Regions from separate parts of the Mus musculus genome. Here all the other regions are linked to region 1. The links are chromatin loops, found by intact Hi-C in ENCODE. Cell type or tissue: heart. All regions are shown on one strand.

Evidence for each region. Peaks named below come from ENCODE experiments on the same cell type or tissue, not always from the same donor. Only the 100,000 strongest peaks of a DNase experiment are listed, where the experiment ranks them.
Region 2: it touches region 1 in a loop (5-fold over the local background); 2 of 42 quality-filtered maps call a loop at or near these places.
Region 3: a loop joins it to region 1, with 5 times the contacts of the local background. A loop is called at or near these places in 10 of 42 quality-filtered maps.

Annotation. Positions count from the first base shown.
Region 1 is chr8:86,901,113-86,903,612 of GRCm38, forward strand. No RefSeq gene overlaps it. Among named protein-coding and RNA genes, the nearest start is that of N4bp1, 17 kb to the left of the region's middle. In heart, no CTCF peak of the experiment used is centred here; DNase peaks (open chromatin) are centred at 1,099 and 2,199; H3K27ac peaks cover 687 bases.
Region 2 is chr8:86,622,853-86,625,352 of GRCm38, forward strand. It overlaps Lonp2 (lon peptidase 2, peroxisomal), which reads left to right and starts at 1,191. Exons shown (of 15, transcript NM_025827.3): 1 at 1,191-1,564. The coding sequence starts at 1,332. In heart, no CTCF peak of the experiment used is centred here; a DNase peak (open chromatin) is centred at 1,189; H3K4me3 peaks cover 2,075 bases; H3K27ac peaks cover 1,799 bases.
Region 3 is chr8:86,842,885-86,845,384 of GRCm38, forward strand. N4bp1 (NEDD4 binding protein 1) reads right to left here. Exons shown (of 7, transcript NM_030563.2): 7 at 1-2,157. The coding sequence ends at 1,803. Among named protein-coding and RNA genes, the nearest start is that of Gm33877, 7.5 kb to the right of the region's middle. In heart, a CTCF peak has its summit at 1,266 (motif pointing left); a DNase peak (open chromatin) is centred at 1,197.

The sequences.
Region 1 (2,500 bases):
TTAATGTATGAGTATTCTATTTGCATGTACACCTCATGCCAGAAGAGGCATCAGATCACACTATAGATGGTGTGAGCCACCATGTGGTTGCTGGGGATTGAACTCAGGACCTCTGAATAAGCAGACAGTGCTCTTAACCCCTAAGCCATCTCTTCAGCCTCCCAATTTACTTTTAGTCATAGCCTTTATCACAGTAATAGAAAGTAAACTAGAACAGAAGATGCATAAAATTTGTTCCCTGAGCACAGACATACAAGTTTTTTTTTTCCCCTAGATACCTCTGCATAAGAGGAGCTGCCTGGGGTAGGGGCTGGAGTATATGCTAGTACCCAGAATACTGTTGTACAGTTTCAACTTTATCTGAGTGAGCTCACATGGCCCCAACAACTTTTAGAAGGTGGGGTTGTACCCATCTTACAGACAAAGAAATAGAGGCTTATAGCAATGAAGTACCTCACTTGGAACCCTCACAACTAGGAAGTGACAGTAAGAACAGGCACGGCATATTGTGCTATTCAGGACTTCCCTGTGGACCTGAGGAGACAGAGGTTCCTTGGTTCCTTAGGACTGAGACCTGTGACCTGTAGGATAAGGGACTCTACAGTCCTTCTCTATCCCTGGGTCATAGGAGACAGGTAACAAACCCCAACTGTTGTTAAAAGAGACTAGGTGCTGAGGTAAAGCTCTGAAGCATCTCCCGGCAGCAGTACCGGGTCTGGGGCTGTGAGGAGCCTGCAGTAGGATTTGCTGCAGAATTTCATTGGACCCCTCTTTGTCTGAGAAACCAAGATGGGAGTGAAGTGTGCTTTCCCGAGGCCGAACCTTGATTGGCCAGGGCTCCTCAAGCACATAGGCTCCCGAGGTGGTTTAGTAAAGGGTCACTAGCACCTCCTTGTCCCTTCCCATTGTCTTGTTCCTGCTCCTGCCACAGGTCACCTCCACTACAGCAAGGGAAGAGGTGGGAGCCTGTGGAAGAGGCAATCAACCAGCTGGGGTGGGGTGGGGTGGTAAGGAACGCGGCTCCTCAAGTTGCTAGAATACTTGGCCTAAGACACCAGGGTCAGGCAGTCTCACAGGAAGCTGGGTCTCCGCCCTTCCCCTTGAGCTTCCTAGTAAAAATAACTGATGTTTCCTGAAGCGTTCACATGTGGCAGGAAGGCTGAGCTCGGAGCTGCCAGGTCACCACCAAGATTCCTTTTGTTTTGCAATGGATAGGATAGAAAGAATGTCTCTCTCTCTCTCTCTCTGCCTCACCTCCTCTTCCTCCTCATCACTTCTGCCTTCTTTTTATTTAGAATTCCTAAATTCCTCTTACGGAAGAGCTAAGCTCCTCTTTGCCCTACAGTGTGGAAACAACATCACTGATAATGTCAGGTAATTAATTCAATGGCAAACAGACTGAAACAAATTGTAACTCCAGTGCATTTAGTTTTTGTTCTTTTCTGTTTTGAGAAGAGTTATTATGGCAAGAAACAGTTTCCCTTGCAATTATACTCAACTTAAAAAAAAAAAAACAGAACAAAACAACAAGACTAAGAACACCTTAGGTGTTCAGGGTTCATGTGGCTATTTCCAGAGTCATGAAGAGGGATGGATATAAATGACTTAAATGTGGAAACAAGCATCGCGGCTGGTGATTCTCGACCTTGTGCGATATGAGCTCTTGGGCTAATTGTGCAACCTTTGAAAAAGCCACACTTAGTTTAAGGGTTGGTTCTGCACCCTGCACTGGTCAAACAAAACCTTTGCATAATAAAAGGCTTGGCTTTGCCTATCCCGTAGTTGGTTGGGTCTTTGGTTGGGTCAGACCAAGCCAGGCCCCTCGTTTCTGTTTCTTTTGGGGGTGGGGTCGGATGGGGGGTGTTTTGTTTGTTTGTTTTTTTGTTTTAGACAAGGTTTTCTTCTGTAGCCCAGGCTGGCCTGGAACTCGCTAGGTTGCTAGGGTTGGGGTTTTGAACCTACAGAAATCCTCAGAGTACAGGCACAAACTCCTGTTTATCCGATAGTTTCCTCAAGGAGGATATTTCAGTTCTCTTCCTCTTTTTCCCTCCTGCCAATGTGGTGCTCAGACTTGGAGCTAGAGGATAAAGAGAACATCTCAGAGGTTTTTGCACCTCATAACTTGTCAGTTACTGACTAGCAACTGAAGGAAACGCTTCTGCTTTGAATCGCCTACGCCCTTGGCGCCACCTGCTGGTCGCATCGCGCCAATGCAGCTCTGATCCGTGGAGAATCTAAGCCTACCTTCTGAGCCAAACCTGAGAAAATCTGGTGAGTTGTTGCACACCAGCATCTCCTTCTTTACCCCCAGCATCTCCACACCCAAGCTAGTGCCCTCTGCTCCCCTCGGTATGAGGAGAGCTGCTAGCCTAGGTAGGGGACTAGAGAGATGGCTCGGTAACTAAGGAACTGCAGAGGAACTGAGTTTGAGTCCCAGCACCCAGGGATCCATGGGATTCGACACCTTTGGTCTACATAGACATCCCCTCCCCCCTCCTTC
Region 2 (2,500 bases), 280 kb before region 1:
CAAAAAATTAATTTATTAAACAAAAATAAGTCCAGACATTAGTATGCACACAAAACACTTGTTGCTTTTAGGATATGTATGCATGATAAAAATAAATAAAGTTTTTTTAAAAAATATGCCCCAAGGTTTTTAAGATGGTCATAGTTTCCTCATAAAATACCTACCATGTTCAGAGCCCTTGGTCCAATCCCAAGTACCATTTTTAAAAAGACACCAGGAATCTCAGAGTATAAGTCCTCTACTCTCCAGATAAGACTCTTAATAAAAAGGTAAGTTATTGTATATATTTTTTCTTTATATTACTCCCAAAGTCTATCTCAAGATATCTACACAATGCATACTTGATGAGTGTGTCACAACCAAGATCATCACCTACCAGTTCACCCTCCCTCTAGACCTCAGTGACTCAGACCACAACCTAGAATCTATCATCCAAATTGTGACCTTCTACAAATAATTGAATGCCCCTTTTTTAAAAGTATCTGTTTAAAATACTAATAAAATAAAGCAAAGATGGAAGCAATATCACAGACTTAAGAGATCCAGGAGATAAACAAAGTGAAAAATTAAGGACGATAGTAAAACCCACCAGCTTGGGAGAAGGTCTATGGATTAGGTAATGGTAATACTAATTTCCTGGGTTATGTGAACCATGGTTATGCAACATAATAGGGAAAACCGAGTGAGAGGTATAGGATACTTGTTAAAATATAAAATCTATTCAATAAAAAGGTTTAAAAATGTCTAGTGCACACCGTCCTTCTCAACATTCCTTCCGAATTTAAATGCAGGCACTGTTCATGCTGTCTGTGCACCAGGTTTGCTTGTCGTCTGGCATCACTGGTTCAGAGAGAAGGGCTGAGCGAAGCGACAGAAATTGGGTATCTCTGGGCTAGCGGGGAGCGGAGGTGTTTAATGTAGGGACCAGCCTGGGGATGCAGCCAGAAATTGAGGGGTTTGGGTCTAGGGGCGGAGCCAGAAGCCGCTACGCTTTAGCTTTGGGGGGGGGGGGGGGGGGAGAGTGACAGACCGGAAGGCTTAGCCGCTGCGGCCTCCGGAAGGGTTGTGGGCGGGCCCGGAAACAGCAGCACATGGCCCGGGGGCGAGTCCGAAGCGTCCGGGCAGAAGTCTGGGAGCCTGGAGAAGGGGCGGGGCCGGAAGCGGCGGCAGGCCTGGGGACCGGAGCCTGGGGAAGGGGCGGTGCCGGAAGCGGCGGCACTCAGGCCTGGGGGCGGGCCGTCGAGTGACGGCTGCGGTGCGTTCGGCGAAGGAAGTGTAGAGTTCGTACTTGGGAGTCCTCCTGACACCTCTGGTGTTGACGACCAGTGGCCATGTCCTCCGTGAGCCCCATCCAGATCCCCAGCCGCCTTCCGCTGCTGTTGACCCACGAGAGTGTGTTGCTGCCTGGCTCCACTATGCGCACAAGTGTGGACACGGCCCGCAACTTGCAGCTGGTGCGGAGCCGCTTGCTCAAGGGCACGTCGTTGCAGAGCACCATTCTAGGAGTCATCCCCAACACACCCGACCCGGCCAGCGACACGCAGGACCTGCCACCATTGCACAGGTAGGCCCGCCGGGCACTCGGAGGGAGGCCCTCCGGGACTCGCGCCCCGGCGGCCTGTGAGCGGAGTTGTGGCTCAAGTCTCCCCAGCGTGAAAAGTGGGAGGGACGCTTTTCGCCAGTGACCGTTAGTGAGCCGGATCAGTCACGGAGCAATGCCTGACACGGGTGGAAACTCTGTGCAGTTCATTTGCTGCCTGTTGCTGGTGCTTATCTGATGTGAATTCGTGTCCTACATAGCCTTCTTCACCGCCCAGCGCCCGGGCCCCTCCCCCATACCACCTTTCACCCTGTCCCCTTTCTTTCAGTCAACCTCCGGTCATGTTCTCCAGCTGAAACATTATAAATCTAGATCTATCTATCTATCTATCTATCTCTCTCTCTCTCTCTCTCTCTCTCTCTCTCTCTCTCTCTCTTTCTTTCTTTCTTTTTCCTGCTCATGCCTAAACTACGCAGTTAACTTTTGGGTGCTTTGTTTTACATGTTGTTACCTATTTTCTCTATTCCCCGACGGCCTCCCCTTCATGAAGGGCCATTCCTGTTAGCATTTTCCTTGGGGTCTCCCACTACAGTCTTCCCAGCCTCTAGGCTCACCTTTGCTCCTTCCTGGCATTTTTATCTTAGGCCCGGGGGATGTCACTGGATAGCCCTGTGTCCCGGCTCTGGTTCGTTGACTTGGGTGGTAGATTTCACCTGCGTCTGACTCTTCCCCTGTGATTTCCCATGTCTCTTAGGTGTGTCTTGAAGGTCCATCTGTGCAGACTGGTTTGCCCCATGCTTCCCTGGACTGCACAGTGATTGTGCGTATAGAGCACTTGAAGTGTGCATGCTCTAATATGAGTTTTAACACTAGAGTGCATGTGTGCCCAGAAAGGCTGTCAATTCTAGGCAGCTCAAGGCAGTTGGTCACCCTAAATGTGTCATAAATGTACAGTGCACA
Region 3 (2,500 bases), 58 kb before region 1:
TGGGCTGTAAATGTTATACCTAAATGTGACAGATTTCACAAAGAATCTAGAATTATATTTCACATTATAATCTACAAAGTAATTAATGCCTTTTGGTTTCCTCCAGCTTTTTCCTCCCTCCTATATGGGGCAAGGGGAAATGGGCAGGTATCTCTCAGAAACAATACTAAGAACACAGAGGCACACAACTCAAAGATCAGGCTAGCCGAAGGGCCTTTGAGAGCCTGTGCTCCTCAGGCCAGCATCAGGCTGAGGCAGCTATGGAGTACTCCCGGCTCTCCTGGTTCCCAGCAGTGCTGGGCTGGGATTGACCACACCAGGAAGCCCTGGAGACAGCTCCACCTTGGCACCTTTGCTGTGCTCCCAAGCTGAGGCACTGGGTGGGGGACTGTGGTGGGTCAACTCCTGGGGCTGGCCAGAAGTCTCTGTTCTGTACTCACACAGCCTGCAGGTCTGAAACCCCCTAGGGACAGATGACAAACAGCTTCCCAGCAGGCTGGATCATCAACAAATTCAGGAGAGATCACGTAAGTATGGCCACCTAGAAGGCTCTGTTCATCTCCTGATGGGTGCAGGGACCAAATGAACCAAGACACGGCATGGTGGCAGCATTCTGTGATCTACACAGTCCCTGCACTACGGATAACAAACCAGCACCAAGTCCACGGTTACCTGCGGGACCGGGAGAACAACAATCCACAGGGCAGTGAATTTAACCACAAGGGCCTGGAGACTGCATGGATGGAGAACACAAAGCCCTTTGAAGGTCCAGGTGAGAGCCAAGACACTAAGAATGACCAGGAGGGGGTTCACAGACACAGACTTCAAGCTACACCGAGAAGAGACAATACTGAGATAACTGGTTCTGAAAGACTCAGGAATTGCTGCTAAGAAACCTCTAAGTAGACAAAAGAAGGGAAATGCAGGGGCTTTGAGGCCCTTCTGAAAGGACTAATGCTATTTATTGGCTTGGGTCATCCTTGAGAATAGAAAACTTTTTGGCAAAGCTGTACAAACGCCACATGGGGGGGGGGGGGTCTCCTCACCAGAGGCTTCAGTGCCTACCTTGTCTTCTGAGGCTAAGGTAGCTGTGGAGCCAGGGTGGGAGCATGGCGGCCATGGCTGGTGAGTGCACTACGGAGCTACGCCAGTCAGGGAGCATGCTGGGGCTGTACGTCCTCTAAGACTTCCCACCTGCTCCTCAGTCTGACTTTGTCTGGCCACTGGTGACAGCCCGGGTGTCAGATGCCATCTAGTGGCTCCACTTCTTCACTCTCATAATGGCTCGCTGAGAAGGCCCCACAAGAGCAGAGCAGGCCCACTCTAGGGATGAAGGCAGGGGAGCACACGCCATGTTTAGTGAACAGGACAAATTACCTCAAGAAAATAGACTTTAAGAAGTCTTGCTTTCCTTAAGGAAGCAACTCCTTTTTTTTTCTTAATTTTTTTTTAAAATTTTATTTAGAAAGGCTAACCATATTTATTTGTCATTTTTTCTTCAGCTTTAAGGAAAATAGTTTAAAAAACATAAAACTGTAAATACACTCAAGAGTAACTGCTATTAAACAGTTCTGAACAGGCAGAAAGAGTACTTTCCTTTTACAGAAAACGTTAAGTCTGTAATAGCAGCATAATTTATATATAGAAAAAAGCTGGCTTTGAAACCCCAGACTTTTGTATACATAAAACATTTCCCTCCTTTTTCTATACAACACAGCAATGCTTTCCGGGAAGGCTTCTTCACGTTATGGTCCATCCCACGGTTGGCAGTTCCCCAGCATCAGTGGGCTCCAGCCCAGCCGTCAGTCCAACACCAGGGCCGACAGGGCATTCAGGTCTTTCATGTACGGATGAGCTGCCAGGATCTGGTCGATCTTCAGCTTTTGCTCAGAGTCAGGGAAGATCTTTAGCAGCGCCTCCCTCAGCTCGCTGGTCTCTGCAGAAGATCTCTGTGCTGGCAGGGGTGGGTTCTGCTGCATACTGGGAAGGGTGGCCAGAGCTGTGAAGTGGGACTGCTGGGGAAGCCAAGGGCTTGAAGAGGTCTGGATCCGGGGTGGAGGCTGGTGGCTGTTGTTGGCTACCTGCGTGCTGGGACTCCGGAAGCCAGGGTCAAATGTGCCCACACTTGGCAGGGCATTGAGTAGCGGCTGCATGTGTCTGTGGATGAAGTGAGAGGGACAGTAAGAAACCCTTTCAAAGCGCCTATGGCTAACACTGAAGGCCTAGATGCTAGTTCCATGGTTTCTGAAGGCCTGAGGAGAAAGCTATGGGGTGGTGAAATCAGCCCCCTAAGAGTGGCCTATAGGGCATCTGGTACCATTTCCAGAACCATAAGGGATCGAGCATCCCTGGATTTGACAATGCCTTACCAGTCTTTTGTCTTAGGGCTGGTCACACTCGTTGGGTTGTATGCAGGGCCAGCTTACAGAGCTGAGGAGAGGCACCTCTCCCTGGGCACAGAGATAAGTCCAACAGGCTCATGGACTTCCTGTCTTCAACG